Regions from separate parts of the Mus musculus genome. Here region 2 is linked to region 1. The links are chromatin loops, found by intact Hi-C in ENCODE. Cell type or tissue: heart. All regions are shown on one strand. Each heading gives the region's core, and the rest is flanking DNA. Links, peaks and the distances in the headings are about the cores only.

Evidence for each region. Hi-C counts contacts between places; a loop is a spot of excess contacts. Peaks named below come from ENCODE experiments on the same cell type or tissue, not always from the same donor. Only the 100,000 strongest peaks of a DNase experiment are listed, where the experiment ranks them.
Region 2: a loop joins it to region 1, with 4 times the contacts of the local background. A loop is called at or near these places in 3 of 42 quality-filtered maps.

Annotation. Positions count from the first base shown.
Region 1 is chr7:133,952,080-133,968,228 of GRCm38, forward strand. It overlaps Adam12 (a disintegrin and metallopeptidase domain 12 (meltrin alpha)), which reads right to left. Exons shown (of 23, transcript NM_007400.2): 9 at 15,752-15,921; 10 at 12,642-12,726; 11 at 9,005-9,153. Gm51500 (a long non-coding RNA gene) reads left to right here. Exons shown (of 3, transcript XR_003946886.1): 3 at 1-1,370. Among named protein-coding and RNA genes, the nearest start is that of Gm51500, 26 kb to the left of the region's middle. In heart, for the core only: a CTCF peak has its summit at 7,299; no DNase peak of the experiment used is centred there; H3K27ac peaks cover 246 bases.
Region 2 is chr7:134,341,875-134,358,023 of GRCm38, forward strand. D7Ertd443e (DNA segment, Chr 7, ERATO Doi 443, expressed) reads right to left here. Exons shown (of 9, transcript NM_001199941.1): 2 at 16,121-16,149; 3 at 6,838-7,954. Among named protein-coding and RNA genes, the nearest start is that of D7Ertd443e, 15 kb to the right of the region's middle. In heart, for the core only: a CTCF peak has its summit at 7,174; a DNase peak (open chromatin) is centred at 7,137.

The sequences.
Region 1 (16,149 bases), core at 2,623-10,622:
CAGACACACCTGCACATACCATGCTTCTCAGGAGAAAGGAGCTTCGCGTCAGACCTGCTAGGTAAGGCAGCCATAACAGAACTCTGAACCCCCAGCTATGGCAAAAATCAGTGCACATCTCGTCCTGGTCCCGCTAGTTGTCTCTTGCATGGGTTCCCACCAGGGAGTACAGGAATGGTGAGAGACTCTCTATTTCATCCCCAAGTCCCGAGAGCTTGAGGCCCTAAAGCTCGCTGGCACCTGGTGAAGGGCAAAGGACTGGGCTTGGAGCCAGGAGCTTGGGCCTCTGTCCTCCCTGACCTGCAGTCTTCTCACTTATCAGAGGGAGCTGAGTGTGTCTGCATTCTCAGGGCTGTGACAAGCAGCATGAGAAAGACGCCAGAGTTCTTTGTTCAGTGGAGTGAGGTCTAGTTGGGGTGATGGGGTTTTGGTTATACGTTCTAGAACTGTTAGATTGTACATGGTTTTTTTGGCATACCTCCAGGAAAAGCTCCACTGGGAAGACCCTCTGCATTTGCAAAGCAAGTTTCTCTCATCTCCTCGCTCTCCATGGAGTGCATACAGAATAGCAACAGGCTTGGCCTTTTCATCCTGGGTGTTTACTCAACTCCTACTTTCAGTTTTTGTAAGTTTTTCTACTGATTGTATCGAGTCCATTCTTGTAAGTGGTTGTAATCCTGCTTATAAAGTTGTGGTGAAAAAAAAAAAAAACAGGCGTGATGGTGCATACCTTTAATCCCAGCACTTGGGAGGCAGAGGCAGGTGGATTTCTGAGTTCGAGGCCAGCCTGGTCTACAAAGTGAGTTCCAGGAAAGCCAGGGCTATACAGAGAAACCCTGTCTCAACAAACAAACAAACAAACAAAAAACAACAAAAAACAAAACAAAACAAAACAAACAAACAAACAAAAAAGATGTGGTGCACACAGAAAAGGAAAATGGAGGATGGACAAATGCTAAATTTGATAAAATGATGATGGTCATACAGGTTTTCCTCTAGAGCTTTAGTCATTAAAATAGGAAACAAATGATTGTGTAGTAATTGCCACTTATCCATTCATCTACATATGCAATTATTATCTGCCGCCCACCCATCCATCATCCATCTACCTATCTACCAACCTGTCAGTCTAACTATCCATTCATTCCCCTATCCACCACCCAACCATCCACAAATCTCCAACCCACCCATCTTTTCACCATCACTCCAACCCCCTATCCATCTATTCATCTACCCACCTATCTACTCACCCACTCACCATCTACCCCATCCCTACCTGCTCACTTTCTCCCTACTCACCCAACTACCCATCTATGCATCAGTTTATATCTATGCACTTACCCCCAACCCATCAATCTGCTCACCAACACACCCACCCTGTCATTCAGGAAATAGTAGTTCTAGTACACGCTGGGTGCTACTCAGGGGCAGAGGATTCAGCAATGGATAAAACAAATGTCTGACCTTATGGAGCATAACATGGTTCCTTCTGGATAGCATAGTTGTAGAGAGACCCAGGAGTTACCTTTGCCTTCATGTAAAAACCTTTGTACCACTTTCTAGAAAGAGCAGGAAGCCATGTGGGGTTCATGCCTGGGAGGGAATGGGGTCAGGAGAACATCAGCTGGAATGCCTTTACAGATAAAGTGCTGGATTAGAGAGGCCATGACAGGCAATTACATCTGCTGTAGTGATGCAATTCGAAGAAGTTTTGTAGACCTAACCATTTTCAAATGGGGCTGTCTGTCTTCTGCCTCCCAGAATTTGCAGTAGGGATACTTTGTCCTGAGAAGGGCCTTTGTTCTTACAAAAAAGTCCAAATATGGATGTGACTTTCATGTGGCGAAAATATTAGGAGGCAACACAGCTTTAGATCCCTGGGCTTCTGCTTGGATGATACAGAAACTTGGTGGCTTGTTAGATTTCTGAGCACCAGTTCCTCTAGTTCTAAAATGGACACACTTGTGTCTTCTTCCCTGACCCAGGACAGCACAAGTGCCATCTATGGAGGTAGATGGCACACTTCCTGTGTCATCTCCCCTGGGCTGGAAGCTCAAGGAGCAGTGCTTATACAGTGTCCAGCCTGAGAGAAAAGGCCATGCTGCTAAGCCCTATATACATACCAGACAGTATTTGAAGTCTGCACTAACTGCAGACAACCCTTTTTATTTTCCAGTAAGCACTATCTACTTACCCAGGCAGTAAACAGGAGCATGCAGTACACTAATGAGGTCCTCCCAGTGTGCTTATCTTCCCTCCAGGCCATTCCCTCCTAAGCTAAAATCAGGATGGAGCTGACTCAAGGATGCCAGCTGGCTAATGAAATTGATTTGACCAGTCATACTTCATCTTCCTGGAGTCCTCCTTTTGTTACTAAGGCTTTCCCTTACCCCTTTTCCTTTCACGTGGATAAAGATTTCCATCATTTATCTCAACACTTTGAGAAAAAAAAATCCAATGAAGATTTTACAAAACTTTTCAGTGAGAACCACCCACCCCCACAGCCCTGTCATCCTCAAATGAGATGATGCAGAGACATAAGGGCTTTCAGCCCCATCTTTGCAAATCCCTCCATGTTCAGAGTGTTCTGTGATCTTACACAGCTGCTCAGAATTTGGAAGGGGGTGGGTTTTGATGGGGTGTCTATTCTACGTCGATGACTCTTGGCCTCTGGGAGCTTTCGCAGGAAACCACTATTCATCCCATTCCCTTGACACGCTTTTTCAGGCAAACCCTTCAAAGAGAATTTCTGTAGCTTGGGATGAGCTGGAAACGTTCAGGGAGAGGACGGCCTCACTTCTGCTCAATCCCTTTAAGGCACTCAGGCTGACCTTTGCTCCCCATGCATGCTCAGCTGGCTCCCTTCCAACTCTGGCTCTCTGTACACGGGGAATTAAATTATTTGTCACTTTTGGGAAGATTTGAAATGTAGTACCACGATTGGGTTTGAAGATCTCTCTGTCTCTTAGAGCAGTGGTTCTCAACCTGTGAGCTGCAACCCCCCCCCCCCACCAGATCTCCTGCATATCAGAGATTGACATTAATGATCAGTAACAGTAGCAAAATTATACTTGCGAAGTAGCAATGAAATAATCTTATGGTTGAGGAGGCACCACAACATGAGGAACTGTATTAAAGGGCCACAGCATTAGGAAGGTTAAGAAGCACTCTCTTGGACTTACAAGTACCTACCGATGGATGCTGTGGTACCCAGGTCTACTCAGGCAAGTAGATAAGATGCTCAGGGGTGAGATACCCCTCATCCATGCCTACAGAATCTTCTATTCAGAACTCTGCCTCTTTCAACTTGTCACCTCCAGATCCCTTGCCTGTCTCCCTGCTACCATGAATGTTTTATGAAATACAAGTCATTCGATACATGTATGAGTGTACATGCATGCATGTGAATGGGGTTATCTAGGTCAACACTGGTATTTCCCTCAAACAGTCTCCAGTGTACTTTACAGTTCCTTTCACTGAGCCTGGGCTTGCCAATTGGCCAGACTAGCTGTTTAGAAATTACTAGAATCTCCCTGGCACTAGGACTATAGGACCCAGATACTCTGCTTAGCTTTGTAAGAAGGTGCCAGGGACTTGGACTCACCCAGCATGGGGTTACAGGTCTCTAGCCCTGTGCTCAGTTTTATCACTGGGTTTTGTGGATATGAGCTCAGGTCCTCAGTGCTTATACATCAAGTACTTGACTGAGCCATCTCCCCACGTATATGTTAATTATAAATAATAGATTTTATTATGACGTTTTTCTGACATTTTCTTTTATTTCCTTTGTGTGTGTGTATGTGTGTGTGTGTGTGTGTGTGTGTGAGAGAGAGAGAGAGAGAGAGAGAGAGAGAGAGAGACAGAGACAGAGACAGAGACAGAGATAGACAGACAGAGAGAGACAGACAGAGAGACAGAGGCAGAGACAGGGAGGGAGAGAGAGAGACAGAGAGAGACAGAGACAGGGTTTTCCCATGGAACAGCCCTGGCTGTCCTGGAGCTACCTATGTGGATGAGGCTGGCCTTGAATTGGGAGATCCTCCTTGCTCTGCCTCCTAAGTGCTGATATTAAAGTGCTGACAATATGTATGTGCCAGCATTACCCCACCTATTATGGCATTTTCATATATGTACATATTTTGATCATACTTACCCCCTTCATCTTCTACCCCTAGAACTTCCCCTGTTCCTTCCTTGTCCCAAGTAACCCTTTTTGGACTTGAACGTTTTCTTTTTGCTGCTGCTGTTGTTGTTTAGTGACCCAGTGAGTTTCATTAGGGTGGTGTATGGGGGTGTGGGCAAATGTTTGTTTATATCAAAGACATCTTATCTGTAGATGCACCCCTAATGAAAATGCCTTTTTTCCCCTTCATCTACCTCATTAACTACCTCAATAAAACCCCAGGGAGGGCCAAGGTCCCATGAGCCTTTCCTCCTCCTCCTCCTCCTCTTCCTCCTCCTTTTTTTCCATGAGCCTCTTCTATTCCACGTGCAGGATGTTGTTGGATGCTACATGGCACAGATGCTGTTCAGTCAATCACAACTACCGTGAGTTCAAGAGTGAAAGAGCCACGTCATGCTCAGACGTCAGCGATCTTTACCATTCCCCAGCTCCCTCCTGCTTGTTCAATCCTTTCCACTTCTCACTCATTGGTGTTCCCTGAGCCTCAGAGGGGCTGATGTACATGGCTCACTTATGGCTGAGCATTAAATAGTCACTTTGACCAATTATGAAACTCTAACCTGCAGGAGTCTTGTTGGCTGGTTTTCTCATCTGTTTCTACCACAATGAAACAAATCCCCCTTGGCTTTTCCCATCATTTGGGGCTTTTGTGATTAATTCACCCACTTGCTTGGGAAGTTGCTCTCCATCTGAGAAAATTAAAAACACCACTCTTAGGATAGGAATGTGGGATCATAATGGGAACCAAACAGATATGAGTCTGTCCTGTTATGGGTGTATACTCAACATCCATCAAAGAGCACAATGTGTGGCCTGTTCTGGTGCATTCCTCTCAGACAGCCTAAGTGCCCAGCTCTCAATAATACAATTTCTGTAAAATTTAGAGAAATAAGCAACTCTATTTTTGAATGTAAATCTTAATTTTTCCCACTGTAGCAAGTTATATTTACTATCATGCTAGCTCTACAAATGTTCTCAGTACCCCTCTATCCTTATTGCTATCAATACATTCGAGGTGATTCCACCCACCTTAGAAAGACCAAGAACCTCAAGGAGCTCCTTCACAGATGGACACTGCTGAGTTTGACTCCCACACATACCTCTAGACACCACACACGTCAAAGAGTAATATCCAAGGCAGGTCTTAAGTACTTAGTCTCAAGACATAAAACACACTCATTCATGGCCTCCTGGTAATTAATAAGACAAGCCTTAGGGAAACGCCCTCTAGCCAGTGCTGCTGTGTGCAAGGAAGTCAGGCACTCTGTTCTGCACAGGACTCGGCTCCATGCTTGTATTTACAGGCCTTCCAGTTCCATTTGTCACAGGTGAGGGTTGGACCATGATTTTAGAGTTAGGATACAGGAATACTATGTTAAGGGAAAACCAGGTTCTCTACAGGATATACCCTTTAGTCCATTTCTGGTATTTTTGTTTCTTTTAGATTCTGAGCCCTTACTATCAAATCTGATATTAATCTCACTCTTTCTGGGTCTCCTTCAGGCTCAGACTTCAATTAGCCAGCATTTTAAACACTAGCCATCCATAGGTCAATCAGCAGGGAGGAAAAAGTCAAGAGGAAGACTGGTATTTGGATCAGTTTAAAATCAGCCACAGCAACCAGAGGTCCTACCCACTGAGCAATGGGAATTCTGAAAAAGATCCAACTTCTGTGCTTGCTGTCTCTGTGAACTAAATGACACTAATACTCCTTTGTCTTTGGAGAGTGATTTATAATTTACAGAGGCGCATGATCTCATTCAATCCACCCCCCTTCTCTCCCAGGGACCCCATGAGGCAAGGGAACTACCACTATGAGATAATGCTGGATCAGCCTGGGAAATTCCACCCTAGGTGATGGATGACGGGGGATTGTCTGGGCCTCTTGGCTCTCCCCCTCACTATGGGCTTTTGTGATTAATTCATCCACTTGCTTAGGAAGTTGCTCTCCATCTGAGAAAATTAAGAACACCATTCTCTGGGCAAGGATGTGGGATCATCATAAATGGGAACCAAATAGAAAAAGATTTACCCAAAAACACAAGCTCAGCAAAAGAGAAAACTCTGACATTGCTAATAAGGAATAAATCAAATAAAGGCTATTAGCAAGCCCCTGGTGTGTGTGTGTGTGTGTGTGTGTGTGTGTGTGTGTGTGTGTATGTGTGTGTATGTGTGTATGTGTGTATGTGTGTATGTGTGTGTATGTGTGTATGTGTGTATGTGTGTGTATGTGTGTATGTGTGTATGTGTGTATGTGTGTATGTGTGTATGTGTGTGTATGTGTGTATGTGTGTATGTGTGTATGTGTGTGTATGTGTGTATGTGTGTATGTGTGTGTATGTGTGTATGTGTGTATGTGTGTATGTGTGTGTATGTGTGTATGTGTGTATGTGTGTGTATGTGTGTATGTGTGTATATGTGTGTGTGTGTGTGTGTGTGTGTGTGTGTGTGTGTGTGTGTGTAGACTTCAAAATGTTTTGCTGAGCTCTTAACAATGCCATTTCTACCTGAGGTGTTCAGATAGCTCTAGGGTAATTTTGGCCAGCATGGTTCAGCACTGCTGTGGACACCTGCCAGCAAGAAAGACCTCACACAAGACCCCAAGAGTGCTAGAGAGCATGCCTGCAGATGTCTATAATCTTTAGGGCTGTAGGGTCTTCCTCAAACAGTGCTTTCTATTCAAGATGATAAGTGGGTGGCTGGCTGGGAGGCAGAAAAGACATACAGATGGACTTAGGTATTTTGCTTAACAAGGCTCAGAAAGGCCCAGGGCCTGCTCCTTGGCCTGTGGGCATGAGAACAATCGGGTCATTCGAACAAGCAGGTTAGAACTGGAATGGCATGATTCATTCAATCAACCCAGAGAGCTCTAGCTGGACTCTCCTCTTACATTTCCTCTTATCAAAAGTTAAAAGGCTAGTGCAATGTCAGCTGGCAACACAGTCGGTTGGCCAGTGGGGACCTTTTCTGGAGGTGGGTGGGTGGATGTATTAGTGCCTGTGGGATAATCAGGGGGATGAAACGCAGAGAGCATGAGATCTGTCCTCTGAATGAGTTCATCAAGAATGAGAAGAGATAAAGATGACCCTGCTGCAGGCCAACTCCTGCTAGTCCCACTCTGAGCCACTTGGGGGCATGCTACCCAGGGAAACTGGCACTATCCAGGCTTCCCGGATAGTGAGGCAGAAGGTGCAGGCAGGTCTTAAGACCAACCTCACATCCTAAGCGGTGGCTCCTTTCCCTAACTGTTCAGTTGGTTCTTCCCCTCTGTTTGGATTTGTATAGAGAGAACATTATGTGTTAGGGTGGCCAGCCTTCCTTTAAGATAGCAACACTCATTAGTCTCTAGCAGGCACATCCTAACCCGTTGACACTGTGACACGATGCCATCTGTAAAGTTCGCACTTGAGAACGACACCATTGAGTTGTAAAAATAAAACTGCAAAAAGAAGTTTCTCATCATGTTTTGAGTGGGTGTACGGTTCTGTGTTGAGCCAAACTCATCTCTATTTTAGGTTGCATGTAGCCTGTGGGCCAAGGGTGGGCCATGCTTACAGCTCCCTGATAGTGTTGCTTTAAACTCTTCTCACTTTCAGTCAGATTCTTGGTTCCTGTCATCACTAGCCAAGGTCTCTGTGACTCCACCCAATTACGCTTAAGCAGAAGCATGGCCGGAGAGGTGGCCCCTGCAGAGTCTGAGTGCCAGTGAGGGTGACTCGAAGCAGTGGTGACTTGCTGTGATGCAGGGCACCAGAGCAGAGGCTGACATGAGGTGGCAATGCTTTAATATGGGCTGTGGGGTTCAGCCCAGACTTTATTGGTGTCTTACAAACTGGTAAGGAACCCCTCTCCATGTGGTTTGCAAAGGCAAGACTACACACTTCAGCAATCCTCGCCTCTTCTGGAACTTTAAAGCTCACAGGTGAGTGTCCTCCCTCCCAGGATGGTATTGCCTTGACAGCAAGGCATCGCAGAGCACAATTATCTGGAGCCCAGTTAGATCATCCCATCAACACTTTTTGCTCCTACTGCCTCAAGTTCAACAAATGTATACAGCAGGCTTGGCTAGGGAAGCTCCATGATAAAGGTGACTACAGGCTCTCAGATTTTAATATAAGGGGACAAGGGACCATAAACACCATGGGCTTCTTCTTTCTAAGCTTCCCTACATCAGCCTGCCACTGATTTTTCCAGTTTGGGACAGACTCTCCGAGTTGTCAGAGGACATCTGCATTTTGAATCTCTCCCAGGGGCATCTGTGTCTACCTCACTCAAGGTCTTCCATAGTGGGACTAGAAAGTCATTTCATTCAAGTCCCAAAGGACGGGCGAAGTGATCTGTTAGCATGGGATACGGTAACCCATCTCCATCCAACCAGAATTGAAGGCACCTCCTCCCTAGCACGCTCTAGAAGCAGACCCTCTAGGACACATTTCAATTCTGAAGGGTGGATTCTCAAGACCCTCAGAAGCCTGGCTCCTCTGGTCAATGTCAGTTGAAACTCCGCTCAAATCAGAAACATGTGGTGAGACTGTGGGATAATTTGTGATTTGTAAATAACAGCATCTATCCTCACTTCTTCCCAGAGAAGAGGCCAGCCGTTATGCCTTGTGCCATTGAAGCTGGCTGTCCACGACTCCCAAGAGCACACAGTCCACTCTTGCTACTTGTGCATGGCTTTCTTTCGGGAAACCTCTGCAGATTCTCTAGTCAGACAACCGGGCAGGGGGGGAGCGTTATCCTCTTTGGCTAAGTTCTTTCTCGGCACACGATCCACCACGTGTACAGCCGACTCTCAGGCCACTGGAGCCTGGTACTTACCCCGTGGACGGGTTCATGATGCAGCCTCCTTTCTCTGCGGCCATTCTGCAGCTGCAGCCCCTCTCCAGTGTGTCATGGTTCATCCCGAAGTTGTGGCCCAGCTCATGTGCCAAGGTCACTGCGGCACCAAGGGGGCTGTCTGAATGGTCCTCAAAGAACAGACGAGAGCAGAGATTTACAGTTCACATCTGCGTGGCCTTTTCTCGACCATTTTCCCTCCCCTTGGCAGTTGTTCATCCTTAACACTTGGTTTAACTGAATTCCCCATAAAGGCCCAATACAGAAAACCTTGCTATTAACTTTGACCATGGGAAGTAATTTGGCCTATTTCATTAAGCCCACTTGGGGGTTCTTCTTCTGAGGGCCATCTTATTATATGTGAAGATTTTGCTGATCTCCCTTCTGCAAAACACCATTGAGAGAGGCAAAAAGTTATGTCTAATGATAGAATGAACCGGCTGCCTGGTTAAGAGGGTGCTCAATGAAAGATGTTTTCAAATCAACCCTGAACAGCTAACCTTAACTTTGCTTCTTCCTTTCTGCCCGGTAGGGGATGACTCTGGGAAAGTTCTTGTCAACTTACAGAAATAGCTGATCCTGTGACGGAATTTACTGGAAGGTTGGTTGAACTAACATTACAATTCAGTTATGTCTCAGTCCTGCTGGCCCTTTAAGTTGACCTTGGACACAGAGAAAGAAGCCCCGATCCTCTGATGGAGCGGCTAGGATCTACATTGACCTTTTGCAGTCACCAAGCACTGCTCACCACCTCCAGCTCAACAGCTTAATATCCTTCTTGGATAGCTTGGCTCAGGTAGATACTTAAACATAACTAAAAATACAGTTAGCGTCATCCAAGATTGGTTAATTGGTTGATGCGGTTTATAGAAACTCTGCCAGTGTGTGGAGTTTTGGAGAAGGTGTTCATACCTTGAGGGCAAAAGAATATCTTGCTTGAATTTTGGTTGGTGTTACCCAGGAAAGTGATAACAGGTTTCCCAAAACATGTCCAAAGAGAGTATGATATTGTGTTTTAGAAAAAGATCTCTTCTTTCCAGTCTTCCTGAGGACTCGGGATAAAGGTGTGTTTCTGTGACTACATTTACATTTCACGGTCTCCTGTTGTAGAAGCCTTACAGATTTTACGGTTCAGGAAATCAATTCTTAATCATGTGCATTAGGGAAGGCAGTCGCTCCTCCAGAATACGAAACTGCTGACTTCTTTTTCTGTCCGGTGAACTATCAGTTTTATCATTATTTTTTGAGTTGTTTTACATCATGCATAATTGATAATTTAGAATTTGCCTTAAGAACTACTGATAAATCCTTTATAACTGCTTACAACTGGGGAGAAAAAAAAAAACCTTTTTTTGTGTGTTTGATACCATGCCTAAATTCACATTTATTTTAAGGTTAGTTAGGTACAAAGGCATGGCTTTAAATTACTAAAGCCAATAATTGACTTTTCTTGAAAAAAAATGGGATAATGGTTTTAGAAATCATATTTTTAGCTCTATAAAGGTCCCCCCCCCCCTTCTTGTCAACCACTTTGTTTCTCTATACTGAGGGCCCTTGGGTATGGCGATGGTCACAGCTAATACACATGAATCCAACTTCAGGACACAGTAACAGAAAGCTAGTGTTGATGTCTTAGGTTTGAACAGGAAACAGCCTGTCCTGTTGTCTCATGAATCCTACAGAAGTTAAAGCTGTTGTGTGATGGGAACTTCCATCCTATTTAGTATTTCTCTGTGGGATAAAAACAGGGTGTGGAAAGACTTTCTCTGCCATCTAGTTGGTAAAACTAATTTCTTTAAAATTTTTATTTATTTTTTAATTGAGTGTGTATATGCCTGTGTCTTGTGTGGGGGTTTGCCTACATGAGTGCCATGGCTGTGGAGCCCAGAGATAGGCATTGGATGCCTTGGAACTGGAGTTACAGGAGGTCAGGACCTGCCCTGCCTTAGGTACTGAAAACCAAACCCATGCATGTCCCCTGGAAGAGCAGCATTGTGGGCTCTTCAGTGCTGAGTCATTTCTCCACCTCCCTCGAGAATTAGCTTTGGACCTGACTTGACTCTCCTGGCATGATATATAAGTGGCATTTGTTCTCATGTTCCTTTCACATATTTAAAACAAAATAGTTTGATTTTTTTTTTCTGCATGATTTCAAGGAGGGGCACTTGGTAATGACTTCTATGAAAACAGAGCAAGGGATATGGGCTGACAGGTCCTTTACCCTGTCATGTGGGACACGGGATGCTTCAGCCCCATGCAGGGGCAGGACCTGCTTTGCTTATGAAGAATTCCATTTTGGCTCCTAAACGTATTTGTGCCCAGTTTTAAGTGGCAAAGTCAGTAGCGACTTAAACCATGGAACCATGAAACTGAAAATTACTCCCTCTTAAAACTTTACAATCTGTTCTATGAAAACATAGCTGTGATCTGACTTGAAATTAACCTGGCACCAGCAAAAACCCAAACTTTCCAGTGACTTCCATGGTGGAGATCACCGGCAGGGCTTCCATGTTCAAAGGAAACCTGAGAGGAGCCGGTTCAAGCCAGCTATCCAGCGAATGGGTGCAGGCCCTCCACATCGTCTGCCCACGCAGTGCATGCTTGCATAAATTACCTACCACCGCTCCCAGACGGGAGGAAAATGTTTATGTACCGTCCCTAGGAAGATTAGATTAGGCAGTATGCAGAGAAAATAACACTCAGCAGAATGTAACTGGTTCCCCCCTTTATTACAACTCAGGAAGCTCTATATGGAGGGTGGGAAGGGAGTCATGGCTTCTTGGGAGGGCAAGAGTGTATTTATTTAACGGACACAGAGGGACAGGCTCTGAGGATACTCCCTGTCTGAGAGCCGGTACCATGCCGGGCACTAGATTCTCAAGGGACAATCTGGTATGAGAATCCTTTCTAGAACTTTCAGAAGGGTTAGACTGGGAGGGAGCCCCCTTGTCGGGCAGCAAGTTTAAGTCCCTTCCATTAAACTCATAAGAAATCTCAAGCATGCTTCTCATTGTACTTCCTTCTACAAACATATAGAGCCCCGTAGATGACAAAGTTAGCCCTGCAAAGCAATAAACCCAGCCTTCTGCCTTCCAAGAATAAGGTTATGATAAAGACAAATTGTGCTCTGGCCAGAAGGTATGGAAAGCATTTGCAATGGTACGTAGTGAAAAACCTCAAACTTCTGACTGTTGGGATTGGGGGCAGAACCATCAAAAAAATCACTTGAGTGGCAACATTTGGTGAGACCACAGTCTATCCCTCCCATCCCCTCCCTCCTTCCAATTGAGCACTGGGGACAACCCCCATGTCCTGGGTCATCCCAACATCAGGAAACTTTCCTGGATCAAGATACTTTGACCAACAGTGCCAGTTGAAATATTTCTCCACAGAAGGGGCCACTCTTCCATGTCTGCCTTCCTTGAAGACCATCTGTGTCTTTTAAACTGTCCCTGACACGTGGAAAAATAAATCATCATAAATATGGGTAGAGTAAAAGTTAGAGGCAAATCTAGAAAGCATCCATGGGAAGGAGCTGGCTTCAAGAAGTGTGACAAGAGAAGATTTCCTGGGGAAGTCATTAGACGGGGAGGACATCTCCCAGACATCTTTAGCTTACCATGACAACTCCTCCAGACTGTTCTGCAGTGCACATGCTCATGATGGGTGCCATGCCGATGGTGGTTCCTTGGAAATAAACCCCACTGCAAAAACAAATGGAAGGAACTTTCTTCAATCTCACGCAGTACGGGTGCATTTCCCAACATTTCAAATCTTGTTAGGCAGGCCTGTCAGGGAATGACCAATGCTTCAAACAGCCCCAGGAGGGGGTATTTACTTGAGACTTTTATCTTTTTCTTTTTTTTTTTTTTCATTACACTTTACTTTTCCAGTTGCAAGATGGCCCCATAATTCTTGTAGAGTTTTGCTGTCCAGACTCAGACAGCGGCCAGGCGCTACTTTGTATTTATAAGTTGTAGTCTGCCTGCTTCCTGTAAAGAGCTGTTCCTTTGAAACAATGCCTGCTGATGGAAAGGCTGAGAAGTTACCAGGAATCACTGTTTGCAAAAGGAAACATAGGAGGCAGCTTGGGAGATTTTCTGTTGTAGCTAGAATTTGCTTTCCTGTGTAACTCATCATCGCCAGACACAGAATCCTTCAAAGTGTTCTGCCAATATAGCTTTTGAGACTGAAACCGGCAGAAAAGCGATCACTTCTCCAGAGCTAATGTATAGCAAGCAAGCACCCACCAAGCCTTGGCATCAGGGAAGAAGCTTTGGGAAGGGGACTTCCAGAAGGCATTCTCCTATCTGGAATCTCAACCTAATCATGAATCTAATTATAACAATCAACTATCTCAGTGTGTTTCTTAATCTCAGCCTCAAGCACTAAAATGTTAAGACTGTATTTGTTCTAGTCAGCCATCATTGGGAAGAGAAGTCCCTTGGTCTTGCAAACTTTATATGCCTCAGTACGGGGGGGGGGGGGGGGGAGAGCTGGGGGGGCACACCAGGGCCAAGAAGTGGGAGTGGATGGGTATGGGGCGGGGGAGGGTCTGGGGGACTTTTGGGATAGCATTTGAAATGTAAATGAAGAAAATACCTAATTAAAATAAAGTCACTTAGTCATGTTATGTTGGCCAGGTACTAACAGACAATGCAGGTACAGTTTGAAACGTCAAGTATGGGGCTGGAGAGATGGCTCAGTTAAGAAGAACTAGCAGTTTTAGAAGAGCTGCTTGCTCTTCTAGAGGACCTGGATTCGATTCTTAGCACCCACAACTCAGAGCTCACAGCTGTCTCTAACTCTAGTCCTAGGGCACCCAACTTCCTTTTCTGGGCTCTGGGGGGCATCAGGCACATGTGGTGCATAGAGGTACATGTGGACAAACACTCATACATGTAAATAAAATAAAATGAAACTTTCACAATGATTAATTGGACAAAGGTAGCAAGTATATAAATACCATTGTTTCTTCCACCCCTCTTCTGTTTTTTTCCTTTATTTTATTTTTAATCAATTGTCATCTGTCTGTCTGTCTGTCTATCTATCTATCTATCTATCTATCTATCTATCTATCTATGTATCTATCTATCTATCTATCTATCTATCTATCTATCTATCTATCTATCTATCTATGGCACTAGAACCATCCCTTGTTATCCATGAAGATTAAACTTTGAATCTTCTGTGGGTACCACAACTCATAGATACTCAATTCCTTGCATAAAACAGCATTGTATTTGCATAGAACCTATGCAACCATACAATCCAATCTCTTGATCACTTGTCCTTAATGCAATCTAAGTTGTTTATCAGTCATTACACTGAATTATTCAGAGATGACAGAGATGAAGGTCTGCACATGTTCAATAAAGATATGACCTCTTCTCTGAACATTTCTGGTTTAGGGTTGGTTAGACCCAAGGGTATGGAATCCTCAGATATGGAGGGCCAACTATACACTCATATTCACAGCAGTAGGTACTTCATTCAGCCTTTGTCTTTACAGCTGCTCATATACACAGACCATATGAATGGTTACAACTATATATACAAGTAAATTAAGAAGGTTAAAGATGTCAACTTAGTCCCAGATGCTTAGGTTGGACAGATTCCTTTAGTGGGGGAAAAACAAAAACAAAACATTCCAACTTAAAGCACATGAAATTGTACTTTTAACAGTGCAGGACTGATTAGTGCGTGAAATGGGAAGAAACCAGTCACATCCACAGGGGACCCAGGAGAAATGGCTCGAGTAAATGATCAGGGACCACCGAGAGACTGAGGGTGGATGGAGGTGTTTCCTAAAGGGAACACAGAGCAGAGTCATCTCGTTCCCGTCTCATGAATGTTCAACACACTAGATCTGACTGGCCAAAGAACAGGGACCCCTGCGTCTGAAGGTTTTGCTGTGGTGATTTAAGTTACATGAGAACAAACAAATACTAGTATAAGGTGCCTAAAGATGAAAATAAACATGTGCCGTTTCCAAAAACATCTGCTTCCTATGGATTTGGGCTAACATAGGGACATTTTCTTCTTTTAAATGCAAAGGTGCCTGGAGCCACTCACCAGATGCTTTGGGACAGTTGTACCTCCCCTGTCCTTTCACATCTCCATTGCACTTTCTACTCTAATGCTTTCCATTCTTTTGCTTTCTCTCAGCAGACAGATGTTCCCCAGAGCAAGAAGGTTTAATGCTGGTCATTGTTATGCTCAAAGCACCTACCTGGGTCCTAGCAGGTGCCCAGTGGAATACTGACTGGGTGAAGATTGCTAGGTTTAGATGACACTCACTGACCTGGAGAGCCAGAGAAAACTCTTCCAATAGAGGAGAAAGGCCCTAGGTGTTTCCCCAGGTACCCGACAATTTTCACTCATATGCCTTGCTCTCAGATCTTGCAAAAACATAGAGTTTTCCACTAATGACTTGAGGCAATCTTATTAAGGCTAATACCAGAAAACCTAACATAGAGGAAAATAGCCAGTTATTGGGGGAGGAGAGGTATGGGGGGTGGACCATAAATGAGAGTCCTGCAGGGGGAAAAGAGTTCCCAGATGGATGTGTAGTAGCAGGTAGGGATGTGCTTGGCCCCTGATGCAGGCTGGGAAGCAAGACCTTTGAAGGAACCAGTATACTGTATAGGCAGATGTGGCTCTGGTAACCCCAGGAAAGTATAAGCGCATGGCGCTGCATCTTTAATAGAGAAAGACGACACTGCTCACCTGATAAGCTGAGCATTGTCGTGGGATTTTCGAGGTAGAAGCTTTATCTTTCTCCAGTCTAGAAACTCATGGAGGCTGGTGAATGGGTCCTGGCTTATAGAGCATTTGTCGATGTCATTCCACACTTCCACTCCTACCAGCACGATCCGGATGTTCAGTGGTCTGTAAAACTAAGAGAATGGGCATCCTTGGAGGATCACAGTCAGGAACCGAAGAGAGAATTGGAACTGATTTTCACTGTTTGCAGTTCATTGTTGAAAGTCAGGAAAACCCCTCTCTGTGCACCTTGGTTCCCATGGCAACAGAGTTTAAGAACTAGTCTTAGCATTCAATGCAAAGTGGAATGTTAACTGGACTCCCGAATGCTGACAATTTGATGCTAAAGTTATCAGCCATTT
Region 2 (16,149 bases), core at 3,162-11,161, 390 kb after region 1:
TTTCAGAACAACTGGGGATTCTGTAGTTTTCACAACCTACCTCTTGGTGGTGAATCTTACATGGCTCCCCCCCTTCCTTGGTTAGAGAATGTTAGGCCCAGGTGTGAGGAGTGGTTGTATAAGGAAGAAGACACAGGGTCCTTGAGTGACCCTGATGTCACATCAGTTGCTTTGTTGGCTCATCAGAGTATCTTGACCTCCACCAAACAGCCAGACCTTGAATATCTGCTCTAAGATAGTGCTCTGCAGAATGGAGACAGTGACTCATAGGATTCCCACCTTTTCAGATTGTGCAGCCTAGCAGGAAAAGGGCCTCTAGAGAGTGGAGAGGTCACTTTAAAAGACTGTAACCTATACACTTGAGTTTTGTTTCAGAACTGTGCAATCGGAGGGCAGCAGAGTACCTGGAACCTGGACTGACATAAATCGTCAAGGAAATGAGAACAGACTGTCCAGATGGAATTCTGGTATGGAGGTACCAGAAGGTGCTAGAGCTTAGCAGGTGCCCCAATCATTAGTGACAATGGTAACTGGCATACAGTGACAGACTTTGTTGCCAACAATAAAGGGGATCTGGGCTAGTGGCCATGAGGAATAGTTTAGGAAACAGGAAAAGAACAAGAGGGAATTTGTCAGGCTTTAGTCAAAAGATAAGAGGCAGCTCTAGAGTCAATGGTGTGAAGGGGTAGAGGACAAAAAATCCACCTCCCTTTGCTTGGACATCATCCCATCTGATTCTGAGAAGTGCCCTGATAATTTTTCTGACAGCTACAATGACAAAAAATCCCTTCTCCAATGAAAGAATTCAAGTAACCATCTGGTCAACTTCTCCTACTGAACTAATAAAGTTATTGCTGACAAGTGACCTAAGATTATACAAAGATTAGCCTTGAGCATGGGTGGCACACTTTGTCTAAAGGCCTGGGTGACAGCTATTTTGGTTTTGTGGGCTGCACAGTTTCTTTTCCAACACTCAAGCTCTGTCACTATTATAGAAGTAGCAAGAGGACATTGTATATATGAACATCAATGTATAAATGAACATCAATGGTTGTGGGACTGGGCTGAATCATTGTTTGCTGACACCTCTCTTCAAAATGTTGAGTGAGATGTGGTTCCAGTTTCCTTGTGCATTTATGCACACTAAAACACCCTCTGGATCAAGTTATAGTTAATAAAACAAACAAAACCCCACTTTCCCCAATTATTCTTGCTTCAGAAAAGGTAAGAAAACACTACCCTACTTGGTCATGACCATACACCACTTATCAGCTGTACAAGTTGTCGCTATAGTGTTAGTTCTCATCTCACTGAGAAGTGCTGCAGACAGGAGCAACCTTAGGAAATGCAGATGGATATACACAATGCTGGACATCCCAGTCCCTACAGATGACAGTCCATCTGGTCCACTGGCAAGTCCTGCTGGTTCACCTTTAAAACATGCCTCTGCTGAGTACATTTTTCTTGCTTGTGTATATGCAGTTTCAGGGCTGACCACTTTGTCCTGAACAACCAAAAGGAGGGCTTATCTTTTGCAGAGGCTAGCTCTCCCTTTCTCAGCAATCATCAGTTCCTTGTATTCCCTTTATTCCCTAGTCCAGGGGTGTGACCCTCTGAGATTTGAGACTTTTCCCTTCCTAGTTAACATGTCCACTGATATTGCCATTGTGTGTGTGTGTGTGTGTGTGTGTGTGTGTGTGTGTGTGTGTAAAACAACAATACTTATGGAAAAAGAGGTTATCAGTTTGAGAGGGAAAAATAAGGAGAAAGTAAAGCAATTATTTTAATTATTTCAAAACTTTAATTGTTACAAAGTATTAATACTATTTTAATTATCAATACTTAATATTTTATTTAAAATGTATAAAAACGTTAAAAAAAAAACATGGTTCTGGGTCTAAACACTTTGCAACACCTTCACCACTGTCCCCAGTCCAAGTCTGTTCTCACAATTGTCCAGTGTGCTCCTAAGTGAGCAAGCAGAGTTTAGCTAGGAAAGAATATTCACTGCTATCTTTACATGGGTGAGAAGATGATAGTCTATAGCCCACTTGCAGTCTTGTCCTAGGTGGAACTCAGGAAGACTCCTAACTCCTTTCTGAGTGATAAGAGGTGCAGTGAAAAGTGGCAGGGTGGCCAGCTCTTACATGCACTGCATGGCACACTCTGGGGCAATACCCCTCATTAGCCCACCTTAGAGACTAACAAGCAAGCAAGGGCTTCTTATGGCTTCTTATTCAAGGTCACATCTACTCCCTGGGATAAAGAAAGGCCCAGCCTTCTTGCTCCAGCTCAGAGCAACACTAAAGAGCCATTCTCGATCCTGGGGTAGCTGTGACCTTCATTTTATCTGTACACCAAGTGTACTTTCCTATCTGTTCATCCCTCCTTCATCGTTCTTCAATCCATGGTCATTCTCACAAGCACACCTTAGGATATAGGCTATCCATTGATCTCCACCACAGAGTCTTAATTCCAAGAACACAGGATGCAACACTGTCAAGTAGTTCTAGATCAAAGGTCACAAATTATAGGTAGGCTAAGTCCATCATACCATTTGCCTTTGTACATAAAACTTTATTGGCAGCAGCTGTATACATCTATGGATCACAGTGCTTTTCCACTAGAACAATAGAGCTGAGTAAATGCCATACAACGTATGCAGCCTGCAAGGAGGAGCATACTTTCCATTATAAGAGGACAGGACAGGACAGGACAGGACAGGACAGGACAGGACAGGACAGGACAGGACAGGACAGGACTGGGGAGGGGGGAATAAAAGGAAAGGGAAGAGAAGGAAGGGGATAGGGGGAGATAGAGGAGGAAAAAAAGAGGAGGATGGTAGAGGTTAGTGAAGGCAAAAGAAAAGACAAGAAAGAACAAAAGATTGCTTCATTTAATTCTAGATTATTGGGGGTAGAGATACATTTGCAAAATAACATTTCTTCCCATGCTGTCTGAGCCCTGTGGAAATAAGTCCTCTGTGATGAGAGAGCTGAGTTCAAGAGGCATTTTCTCTTCAGGTAAGCCTGATGTGTAAATGAAAAGTAAAGCTAGACCTCTATGCACATCCCATGCCTAGGAAGACAAGCAGATTTGGTATCTATGCAGTGGCCTGGCAGGGGCTTATTCCTTCCAGCCACTCATACTAATGCCTTTAGAGCAGTGGTTCTCAACCTTGCTAACACTATAACCCTTTAATACAGTTCCTTATGTTGTTGAGACTCCCAGCCATAAATTTCTTTTGTTGCTACTTCATAACTGTAATTTTGTTAATGTTATAAGTTGCGACATGGACATTTGATATGCAGGATATCTGATGTGCATCCTCCAAAGTGGTTTATAGCCCTCAGGTTGAGAAGCAAGGCTTTTGAGTATGTACACTGGCCATGGGCCTACCACAGAACAGGACATCATATTCTTTAGTCTTTTCTCCAATGGCATCTAACATTGTATCTTGCTTTTTGTCTACATGGATGTCTCAGAAAGGAAAAGAGCTTTAGAGATGAATCACAGATACAAAATGAATTAAGTAATAGTTAATGTATCAGAATCAATGATAAATCAATCACACACACTCAGGTCAGGATCATTTAGATTAATATTAAAAATCCCACAGAGTGGCCCAGAGACCAGGATTGGGGTTAGGGAAGGGGCTCCAAGATAATGAGCTTTAACTAAATCAATAACTAAACTTATTACAGCTCATCAGAAATCCATTTGTAGCCCACTGAGTCACCACCCCAGAAGATACTCCTGAGCCATCTTTAAATATCACTTTCTATGGTGACAGTGGAGACAGGCCCACTACTGGGTACCACAACATCCTTACTCTGCCCAGGGTTATCACTGGCAAGGATACAACAGGATCCACAGACATAGCTCTAGCACTTAATGGATACAGAGACTTAGGTAAGTTTTCTCTTCAAGCCTTGTTTGTCTTGTCTACAAGATAGGCGTAACTGAGACTTTCCCTACAGAATTGTTTAGAAGATTGAAAATAATGGATACAAGCCAGGATCTGGCATTGGGGATTTTAACAACATGTACCATGATTATTTTTCATGAGCATAGGGTGGTAACAGTGATGAAAGTTTCCCTCACAATAGGGGCAGAGTTTTGCATGATGTTTACCCCTACGGTACCAGCAGGATGCTCACTAACAAAGCCTCAAAGACCAAGAAGGTAGGCAAAAAAAGGGGTCAACTCCTAACCTCAGTCCCAAAGGAAAGGTAAGTACTCATGTTTGCTAGAAAGTTTTCTCCCATGGAACGAAACCTACCTGTTTTTCATGATGTAATTGCATGTATCCTATCTCCCCATACCTTAGAAGTCTTCCTGGGTTCTTATCTTCAAGGTTTACTCAGGAATATCATCTAGTGAACTTTCTATCCAATGATCTAGTGATTACAGCTAAAATTATCTTGATTCTATCTATGGACTCTCCCAGGCAGCACCTACAAAGGTATCAGCAAAGTGAGCCCAGAGGGGATCCTGCTTGGGTAGCGTTCCGATAAAAGGAGCTTGCTTCAGACAGTAAGAAGGATGAAGCCCATTAAGTGTATGTAGCCACAGGAAGCTATCACGAATGTCTTAGATACAATGCCAGTTGCTGACGGGAAATGCACAGGTATTCCAAGTCTTAATGAGCATGGCCATGGTCTGAGAGTACTTGTGTTAAGGCTAAAAGGTTCTGTGAGGGTGGAAGATGAGCTTGCAAATGCTCTCTGTGATGGTAATGTACCCTGTACCAGAATAGACTGTGATCATTAGAGCTAGTCAATCACGCTTGTAAACTTCAGGCAGGAATTCTGTGGCATGGAGAGAGATGCTTTCTCGTTACCCAATAAGAAATGTAGCCCACTGAAAATTAGTGTAGATATACATGAGTGAGAGTGTATACAAGCCGAGTAAGTGTGTATGTGTGTGTGTGTGTGTGTACATATGTGCATTCATGCACACTAGAGGCACATTCCCAAACAATAAATTACCCCCTATTCTAATGGAGAAAAAAGACATATGGCTCTCTGCTCTCCTTTTGGCCTTAGGGTTAGGAATTATTTCTTTGCCTAGCTCCTCAATCCTTGATGTTTTCTGTGGTGTTGGATGTTAGGATAGAAACTGCCAAGGCTCGTATGATACTTCTTCTCTTCAAAAATTCCATCTGGGGCTGATAGAGAATAGGAAATAAACCTAAGCTTGAAGACATTCAAGAACACTAATTGGTGAGTGAAGGATAAGAGCTTGGAGTGGCTGTGTCACTGTCCACATTCATTGAACTAGAAAATAGGAAAGCGAGGCTCAGATTCTTTGAGCCTCTGCGGCTTTCTCCAAATGATAGGATGCAGTCTTGTGATTTAGAGCCAGGCTCTAAATACATTTACAGTCTCTATAATACATGACTATTCTGAGGGATGTCAGCCCCACAGGAGGCAGAACTAACCTCCACTAACCCGCCTAGGAACAGCCAGCCTCTTTTCAAAGCCACAGGGAAGCCACTCTGCCCTGAAATGTATTTGTGATCGGGATCTGGTTATTTTTAAAGAGCCTTTGGTGAGATTTTTAAAAATTTCCAAGTGATTATTCTATACTCTGAAACAGAGCATCTAGTCACGTTCACCATAGAGTGCAGTCTCTCTATTTCTGGAATCATCATCAGTAAGGATGAAGCGTTCAGCTTGAGCACTTCCTTAAATACAAAAGTGGCGTTTATCTTTGGAACAGAGAACAACTGCTTGCATTTTCCTGCATGCAATGAGTGTGTTGATGCAGGCATTTCAATAGTTTAATCAATCCAAAAGCTATATTGAATTGGCGCTAAAGATCTCTGAACATCCAATATATCTACACTTGTTAAAATTAATTACATCATTTAATACTTCCACATGCATTATAGTTTTTAAGTGTTTTACAGTCATTTTTATTAATAAATGCTAAATGGATAAGAAATTCATGCTATAAAATTACTATGCATATGCTGCGTTTTTAGTTTTACTATTATTTCTTTCAAATATTTTCCCCAAGTGGAAAGTCCATGACTCATAAACCAGTCAGTCTCACAGAAAGTACAACTGAGACAGAGACAGAGAAATCTGGGCTGCTTCCCTCCAAGACAGACTCGTTTCCTCTCCCGAAAGCCAAAGGGTCTCAGAGAAGCCCACCTGGGAAATTCTGTCTGGCCCTGAAATAGCAGAAATAGCAACAAAGCCCAGCCAGGATGCTCCAGACACAACCCAGGACACATGATTCCTTTTGCTGCTGATTGGTAAGGAACATTCCAACTTCCCAATTAGGAAACATGCTGTACTTACTACACACCTACACACACACACACACACACACACACACACACACACACACCATTATACAACTCAGGTGTAGTTTTTAAATGTTGATGCTAACACATTTATCAATGATAGGATTAAAAAGCAAAAACCTCAGATTCTAGAACTCTCAATAGTCATTGGACCCCTGAGAAGTTAAAAACAAAATCTGGGTGTGGGTGTCATTTTATTCTACTTATCCTGTTCTGGAATGTGGTGTGAGCATACTCTATTTCAGCTGTGGAAGCCACTGCTTGCTATGGGTTGCCTGTATGGCCTGGCACTGTTGTTGGGATAGGGATCTTGATGGAAGGTTTCTTGTTATCTACAAATCTGAGAACATCTGTCTAATCAGACAACAGCACTAATTTATGAACTGCTGACTTGGAGCAGAGATGACCAAATGCTCAATGTGATCGATCTACTGGGATGATGCTATACAGAAGAAATTCAGTAGCCCTCCCTTAGCTGGACACTGATATTGGATAACCTTCTGAGGTGAACATCTACTCACCAGCCCTGTAACTCCAGCCGGGAATATGGATGGAGAGTTGGTTGGTGTGGCTGCTACTGGTACATGTTGCATGGTCCTCTTTCTCCTTTCGTACTGGGACCTGGTTCCTTCCCACGTCTGCAAATTTGACATTTTCCAGTGGAGGGGAGCCAGTCCGAGGGCATGTGCCACTCCCCAAATGTACTGGCACCAATGCTGGGCTCTCCTTCCAGTGACCACCTTGTGGCTGGCCCCATTGTGGACCTAGGAGGTCCTGCTTTCCCTCCGAGAGTTCCTGTGATAGAGCTGTGCTGATTGGCTCTCCATTAGCTGAGCTGTCTACTCCATCTGCTGTTAACTGGTGGGAACTACAGCGGAGGCTGAGAGACAGGACAGACCTGTGCATTTTGGGGCTAGCAATTTGAGGTCGCTCAAGGGGAACAGAAAGAGACTTGTCCAAATAGTAAATGGCATTGGGACACTGCTGAGACACCCGGAAGTGGACACAAGAACTGAACACCAGTGGGACTTTTCTCGATGGTGAATTGTCTGAAGAAAAACTGTCCTCATTGTCATTCGTGTGGGTGACCCAGTAGTCCTGCCTTGCACTCAGCCTTGAGTGAGCCTGGAAAACCTTCATCCCCTCTACGGAGCCATTGCTGGGGGACTCTGTACAGGTGAAGGGTCTATTGTGCTGACAGAGATGGGCATCACCAGCCAGAACTGGGGGCTCTTGGAACAGAGCATCCTTGGCTTTGCACTTGGGACACAGTGGGTCCCTAAAAGTGTCCCATACCAAGCTGCTGGCTGGAGGGCCCACACGTCGGGCAGTAATGGTGATAGACGAGAAACCGCTGTGGGAACCTTTGCCTAGATTGTCCCCTGTAGACAGCGGTTCTGTCTCCAGTCCTTGATCATCTGATGGAGTCAAAATTCCCAGTCTGTCTGGAGATAAAGCAAATCGCCTGTGCATGCTCACTCCATCGCGCCTGGCCAAAGCTGGCTTTGTGGGACACAGCTGAGGCTGAGCAATGGCTTGTGGCAATATTGCTCCATTTTCCATAGATTTCTTTTCATCAATCAGCCGGGAAATGACCACAGGTGATATCATTCTTGTGTTCTGTGATGCCAGTGTCTCCTAGAAAATAGAAAAAATAAACAAAAAACCTCAATTATTCCAGCAGTTCATAGGAATGCAGGTAGTGAACTCTTACAGGTCATGGGGATACTCTATGAGGAGCATTGGTCCACGTTTAAATGATCAAGGAGTTCCATGCTTTCTAATTAGCAGTTCTTAAGCCCTTATGTAAATCACTACGTGTAGAATAAGGCACGTTGGGCCCCATTTTGGTTCTGGTTTGAGCCTCGAGGACAAACCCGAGCTTGGTTTGAGTTTTGAGGTCGGTCTCAGTCACTTCCGTTTCAGGGTGGCTCAGCAAGACCTGTTTGGCCCTGCCTCTGCACCCTCCATCACCCTTCCCCGCCTCCTATATCATCTTACCCCACCAAAAAAATCCCCCTTCCTATGCTCCAAACTTAAATAAGTGAGAGGCTGATGCCATAAAGTTGAGCTCCTGCTTTGACAAGATTCCTGGCTCACTGTGTTTCTTTTGGGCCATCGACACTCGCCATCCAGCTCAGCCCCAGAAAGACCCTGGCAGGACCGGGATCGCAAAGGCACTGTGATTTTTTTTTTTTTATCCATGCTTAACCAGATAAAGAATAAAAAGGATAATCTGTCTCTTCTTGTGTTTTCATGTATGTGTGATGAGTACTGCAGAAGGCTGACCCCAGGCCAGCACTCAATGTGACCACAGCCCAGCACTTAGTGTGACAGAGCCCTCTGGACCTTGTGCACAAAATTGCAGAGACTCTGAAATAATGATAGAAACTACAGCCTTGGAAGCCAAAAGGCATCGATAGGGTGCACAAGCATTCAAGAGCAGATCTCAAACCCTAGCGTACCTTAGAATCACCTAGAACATTGTGAGCACAGGTCTGAAATTCTGAGTGTGGACTGTTGAAGATGTTAGCCCACATGCATACACTAGCAACCCTGATGGAGGTGATTTAGGGAGTGTGAACAGAGTCACAGCTGGTCTGCTACCATCTCAAGAAAAAAGCATCTATAAAGGGTAGGCCTAGGTACCATGGAAGAAAGCTTGGGTTTGCCTTTCTCAAGATGTAAGAACAAGTATAGGATTTGTGTTTCCTTCATGGCAGATTTAATATTCATATATTTAAATAACTAAGTGTTCTCCTCTATCTGGACATGTGACTCTGCATACAACCCTGCAATGACACAAGCTAGATTCATTTGGGATAAGGGACTCTCTATTGAAAAAAAAAAAATGCCTCTGTAAGACTGGCCTATAGGCAAGTCCATAGTACCCTCTTTCTTGATTGATGATTGATATGGGAGAACCTTGCCGACTGTGAGAGATACAACCCCTAGGTTGGGATTCCTAGGTGCAACTAGAAATTAGGCTAAGCATGTCATGAGGAGCAAGCCAGTAAGCAGCACCTTCTATAGACCAGTCTGGCCTTGAACTCAGAGATATGCCTACCTCTACCATACAAATGTATTTATTCTTTATGTGAGAAGTCACAAATTTCAAAAGCTAACCAGAGATGGGGGTGGGGCATGGGGAGTCCATTTTAAACCTCCTTCAGTGTTTAAAAACAAAATCTTTCCAACTCTTAGACAAGGACAACACTTCAAACATCTTTTTAAGCCACACTGACACCTTCCAATTCAAGGCTTTTCTGCAGTTCAGGTCAACCTCATGGAGTGAAGATGCCTTCCTAGCACCTCTATTGCTACAGTATAGAGTAATAATTACCTGTAGTTTGCAAGACCCAGATGCCCATGACTCCACCTTAGACAAATCAGTAGAACCTAGAGGGCTAGAGACAGGTACTTTTATAGCGTCTGTTTCCAGCAGGCTTCCCTTGTCTCCATGGCACTCTCCCTACTCCACTCTTCTCCCTGTAGCACTCCCATGGCTACGATTTGCATACAAGAAAATGACAGTGCACCTGGAGCCCATTTGACAGTACACAGTCCCTCCCATCCTAGTTAAATTTAGTTCTGATAATAATTGTTCCTGTGCACCCCGCTATGGGTATAATCATACCCAGTGGGAATTCCTTTGACATTGATCTTTGGAGGAAAAAAAATAAAACGCAACTTGGAACCTGCAGTGTTGTTCTTATTCTGCAGGGCAGTGTTTCCTCAAACTTGGACCAGTGATAGCCTGGGCTTAAAAATCTCACAGGGTTGAGGTAGATACCTGAACACCTTAATCTCTAGGCTTAAGTTAATTCAGGACCTGTTGGGATGAGTCTAGAATCTGTATTTGTAACCAGCTCCTTGGTGGCCTTTGAGGGTACACAGACATAGAAGAGAGAGGGTGAACTGACTTAGAACCTGGAACCCATCCTGAGCCATGGTTCTCAGAGACCCCAGACCTCAGAGAAGCCTTGATATGCATGGCTGTAATCCTAGGAAAAGATTGGAATGGTGTCTGTTAAAAGGTACCCTTCCTGGTACTGGAATCTCCAATGTCACAGGGCCCCCAATCTTGGTCTCGGGATCCTGTGAGAGTCTGGGTCTTGGAGTCAGTGTGGTTGTATTGTTAGGAATAAAGAGCTGCCAGTTCTGCTTGGAGCTCACACAGAAAAGACCCTGATACTGGCAGTGACAGTCTTGTTCCTCCAGGCAGAGCTCAGGGACATATTTGCTGAGGGCTTCCTTGGGGGCACAGGCCTTGGGCATCATCCCAGTAGGTCCTCGAGGCCCAAGGGAGCCTATATAAAGAGTCAGCTGCCATTTCACTACCTGAGGCCTGGAAAGTGTGACTGTGATTTTTGATTCCATCAAAAGGAAGAGGAGAGAATGATAATGAGATGTGTGACTCTGAACTGATTTCTCAAGCTCTTGTTATTCAGGGTGACACTGTTCCTGGCTGAATTCATGCTGGTCAGAATCATGTCCAGGAAAAACTGTCTGATTCTCTTCTTCATAGGCAAGGTATGAAGGAGAAAGAGAGATGCCAGTGTGATGGTGGTATCTGTTGAAGTGAGCCTTGTTTTAGCTTCTTTTCTGCTTCGTGATAAAATACCCTGAACAAAAGTAACAGGAAGGAAGGAAGGGAGGGAGGGAGGGAGGGAGGGAGGGAGGGAGGCTGGCTGCAAGGGAGGCTACAAGGGAGGGAGGGAGGGATGAAGGGAGGAAGGAGGGAGGGAGGGAAGAAAGGGAAGGAGGGTAGGTGTATTTAGCTTACAGTTCAAGGCATAGTCCATCATGGAAGGAAAGACAGAGCAGCAGCAGCAGCAGCTAAAAGAAGCTCCTCACACTGTGTCCACAATATAAAGGCCCCAGCTCGCACCAGTGACATGATGCTACCAACAATTGAGATTAAGTCCCCATCACTTAACTCCAGAGAAACACCCACAGATTTTTCCAAAGTCCCATCTCCCAGGTGATTCTAGATTTTGTGAAGTCAACATTGAACACTAATTATTACAGGCATTTGTATAACTTACATTTCCCACGACTCAGCAGAGATTAGTAAATAATTGATGTGATCAAAGCATCAGAAACGTCGCATTGGACTTGCCCATAGCTGCTATTTTGGTGTTGCCTATAACATTGCAGTTATAGGCAAACCATACACTTGGTGATTTGGATGACAAATATTGAATGAATACCTATCTACAGGCCAGGTGCATACTGAGTATTATAAACCCTTGTGGTCTGCTGGAATTAACTCCCTGGAGACACTATCCCCCCCAAAAAAAAAAATCATTAGATTGAGGGTTGACAAAAGATCCCCAAAATAAAATTAGAGGAATTAAAATAGAAAAGAGGGACTTTTCACCTTTCAACATATATTCCAATATTCCTGTAAAACAAGTTTCATTTATCAATTCTAGTTTTCTCACTGAGACCAATAGATAATCAAATATAATACGCAACCTAGGGCTGGGGAGATGGCTTGCTCGGGGAAAGGCTTCTGCAGAAACATGGAAACTTGGATTTGGATCTGTAGCACCCACGTAAAAAAACAACAGGTCATGACAGCATGAGCAACAGCATGTGCCTACAAACACTGCTAGGGAGGCAGGGTCAAGATGACCCTATCTACAAAAGTGAGGTTTAAACCAATCAACAAAGGCACTGATGTCAACCTCTGGCCTCTACATGCACAGGTGAATATAGCTACACACACACACACACACATCATCATCATCATCATCATCATCATCACCACCACCACCACCACCACCATCACCACCACCCCCAAAAAAGAAGAGACAAATTATAAAAGTACAGTTTGTTTCAAATCAAGCTACTTTGAGGTGACACCCCCCTCTGCCTTTTAACTAAAGGTTAACTAAAGGTGGCTTTGAAGGGAGATACCTTTCATGTAAAATAAAGTTAAAAGATATAAGACTTGATTTGAAAGGATGTAGGAAACCTTCAGTTTTGAAAGTGATGCATGTTAAAATGAGCGGGAGCCGGCTGGGTTTGAGTCTGGCTTTGGCAGCAGAGCATCTCCTGGCCACTGTCTTCTGAGATCAGGGTTTTCATCCTCTTGCACATAGACGCTGCTGTTGATGTCTTCTAAATGTTTTAAGAGATTGATTTATCTTAAGCGTTTCCAGCATGATTTTGTAGAACTGGTAACTGTTTTCAGAGTTCCGGGCTTCTGATCGACTGCCTTTGCTTTTACTTATGCCGTAAGGCATATGACTAAGAAGGGCAGGCATCGTTTTCTAAGTTGAAATAAGAGGCAGGTAAGTGTCAGATACTCAAAGCAATCCCACCCTGAGCCACTGAGGTGAAAATGGCTTTCTTCCTGCAGCAATTTATATCTCCAAAGAAGAAGCATGCAGTATGATCTGTCTTTGAAATATGTCTTTTCTCCACCTTGGGTGAGACAGTTCTTTCCTTTGCCAGTAGAGCTCTGCAACCTTTGACTGTACTTTCCAGATTGGAATCTATCTCCTCATAGACACCCTCTGCCCCAGTTGCCTCTGCCTGCTGCATACCTGCTTCCTCCACAGAGCAGACCTAGAAGTATCAATGCTGAGTAATCTGTCAACCCCATGCTGCAGTGTCCTGGATGCAAGAGCAGTTCAGGCTTGCATTTATTCTGTGGAGAAGCAACGGGGACACGGGGCTTCAAAACAAATGGGAAATGGGAGCCTCGCTTGCTCCTCATCTCAAAGCCATTGTCCTTCTGCACAGTCACTGGAGATGAGAGGGTTCAGCCATGCATCCCAGCAGTAAAAAGCTGGCTAGAATCAACCTTTCACCTGTGTTTTTATTGTGGTTAACAGATATAAGAGTTGCCATCTTACCCATGCTGAGTGTCCATTTCCCTGTGTCCAGTGCATTCTATAATGCTCTGTAGCCCTCACCATCCATTTTCAGAACTCATCTCATAAAACTAAAATTCTGCTCCCATTAAATAAAAAGTCCTCATTCCCTCCTCCTCACAGCCACTGGAAACCAAGAAGAATCAATGCTTTTAAACAGGGGAAAGGCAGTTAGTAAATCACAGCGTGTGCAATTGCCTCTTATAATCTGCAGAATTTAAAAATAAAAATTATAAATCTCTTAAATGATGCAGGATTTGCTCATATTGGAGTGGTGCATGAAAGAAGAAAACCATGAAAATTGAAGTGCCTTGTTAATGCATGCTTTTTAAACACAGGGGAAATAAAGGATAATCAATAAAGGAAAATCAATATTTTCTTATGTATATATTCCTGTATTGTCCTAAGTTTCTTTCTTGTGTATGTACATTTGTTTGTGTGCAGATGCACCAACACACACACACACACACACACACACACACACACACACACACTGTGTGTGTGTGTGTGTGTGTGTGTGTGTGTCCAGATGTTGACACCAGATGTTGACAGTCTGTTGCTCTCTGAGATGGAGACTACTTCTGAACATGGAACTCAGCAATTTGGGCAAGCCAGCTAGACAATAAACTTCTCCTTCTCTATATCATGATGCTGGGGTTATAGCTACACACCACTGTGCTTGGCTTGTGTGGGGGGCTGGGGATCTAAAGTCAGTCTCCCTGTTTATGAGGCATATACTTCACTGATTGAGCCATCTCTGAGCCCCCATTTTCCTATATCTCTACATGATATTCTCGTTAATTTTAGTATCAGGAAAACTTAAATTTTATATATTTTTAGAAGAAGTGAACATATCCCAAGTTTTGAAACAACCACTTGGCAGAAGAGGCGCAGGCTTGATGTACCTGGGAGGGAAGTGATGAGGGAGGCTGAATATTAGGGCACTAACCCAGGTGAGGGTCTGGTGGGATGCTTCAACACTTGGTAGTGGCCTTATGACACACACAGGGCAAGCTTTCAAAGCTCCTGGTTAGGAGGAGAAGTTGAAAGTCGCACTATGGAATAGATTAAATGGATTCAGGCAATTCCAGAGCAGATGTTGAGAAGGTGTGATTTGCAGGAGATGAGTCAGCCACGGAGAGTGACTGTGCTCAGATATTCTCTGTCTGCCTGTCTGTCTGTCTGTCTGTCTGTCTGTCTGTCTGTCTGTGTGCCTGTGTGTGTGAGGTGGTGTGGATTTGGCCACCTGGTCCCAAAATTCTGTATCATCATTAATGACCAAACTAATGAGTGTTATCATCGATTGGATAATGCTGAGAATGTCCAGCTCCCTGTGGAGAACAGCAGGGAACTATGGTCAACTAGAATATGTTCTTCCTTTCTATGATGCTGGGAATGGAACCCAAGGCCACACGTATGCTATACAAACATTCTAAGATTGTTCTGTATCTCTTGCCCTAAAATCTTTCTTTTGAATGTAGTAATTCATCCCGGCGGCTCCCCCATCATTCTGGGGCTCAACTCTTCTTTCCCCAGCCTCCATGCCGAGTGACCACAGTTCCTCCTGCTTACGCTCCACCCCCTTCCTGTTCTGCTTCCAGGAAACAAATCAAGTCCATCCGTGCATGCTAAGTTCTTGTCACAGTGTGCCCCTTTTTGTTGGCTTTGAACACCAACAACTATATCTCACTTCTTAGGGTTCAGAATAGTACCTTCACTGGTTAGTTTTGGGCAGTGTGACACAAGCTAGAGTCATCTGAGGAGTGGGAATGTCAATAGAGAAGGTGACCCATCATATTGGCCTATGGATGTGTCAGTGAAGCATTTTCTCATCTAATGATTGATGTGGGAGGGCCCAGTCCACTATGAGCAGTGCTATGCTTAAGCAGGTAGGCCTGGACTGTATAAGAAAACTACCAGAGAGAAAGCCTGTAAGCAACATTAATCCATGGACTCTGATTCAGGTCTTGCCTCTAGGTTCCCGAATTGAGCTCCTGTCCTGGCTTCTCTTAATGGTGAACTTTAACCTGTAATCCAAATAAACTCCTTCCCAGGATGATTATGTCATAGCAGTAGAAGCCAAACTAGAACAGCATCCTCTTTAACTTGAGAGATTAGGGTTAAGGACCCCTAGATGAGCTGTAGAGTTAAATCAAGGATATACATTTTTGAGATGAAAAAAGAGACGTGTTTATCATTTAAATCTGTTATAAGAACATATAAATAAGACACAGCAGGTAAGCTCTTCAGGGTCAAACCTCCAGAATAAAGAAGGAAACAAGAACTCTGGGGCCTGGCAGCGTAATTGCTTTAAGATTTGCATGTGTGTGACGCATGGCTCTGCACCAAAGCTTCATTTTGGCTTTTGCACAAAGAGTTAAATATCCAGACTCCCACTCCAGGTCAACAGAATAGTCAAAATCAGTTAGACAGAGCCTAGGGAATATAATCTAACAATGTTAACCACTATGTGTAGAGTTCTTTACTCTCTAGTCTGAATCACTTCATTATACAAATTTGACTTCTAATTCTTTGTGTCTATTTCACACTACTGACACTTTTTTCCATTAAAACAGCTTGTTATATTCCAAAGCACTTCCTCCTGACCTTCACAATGGTACATGGCCTAATAGTCTGGCTCCTCTCTCCTACTTTAAAATTGAGGTAGACCATCATACTTTCCTATGACACTACAAACTTACAAATTGCCAGCATTTATTGAAGAGTTACTTTAAAATATACATATAGATTCTATACTTTCCTATAAAATCCTTAATCATTTGTGGTTGGATTTTTCTGGTTCATTAATTCAACACTTAAGTAAAGAAAATAAACCACCAGCCTATAGAAACAGGCCAGCAATTGTGTTTTGCAGTCCAGCACCTTTAGCTGACTGGAAGGCACAAACATGTATTACCTTGGAGAAGTCCAACTTCCTCTCTGTAA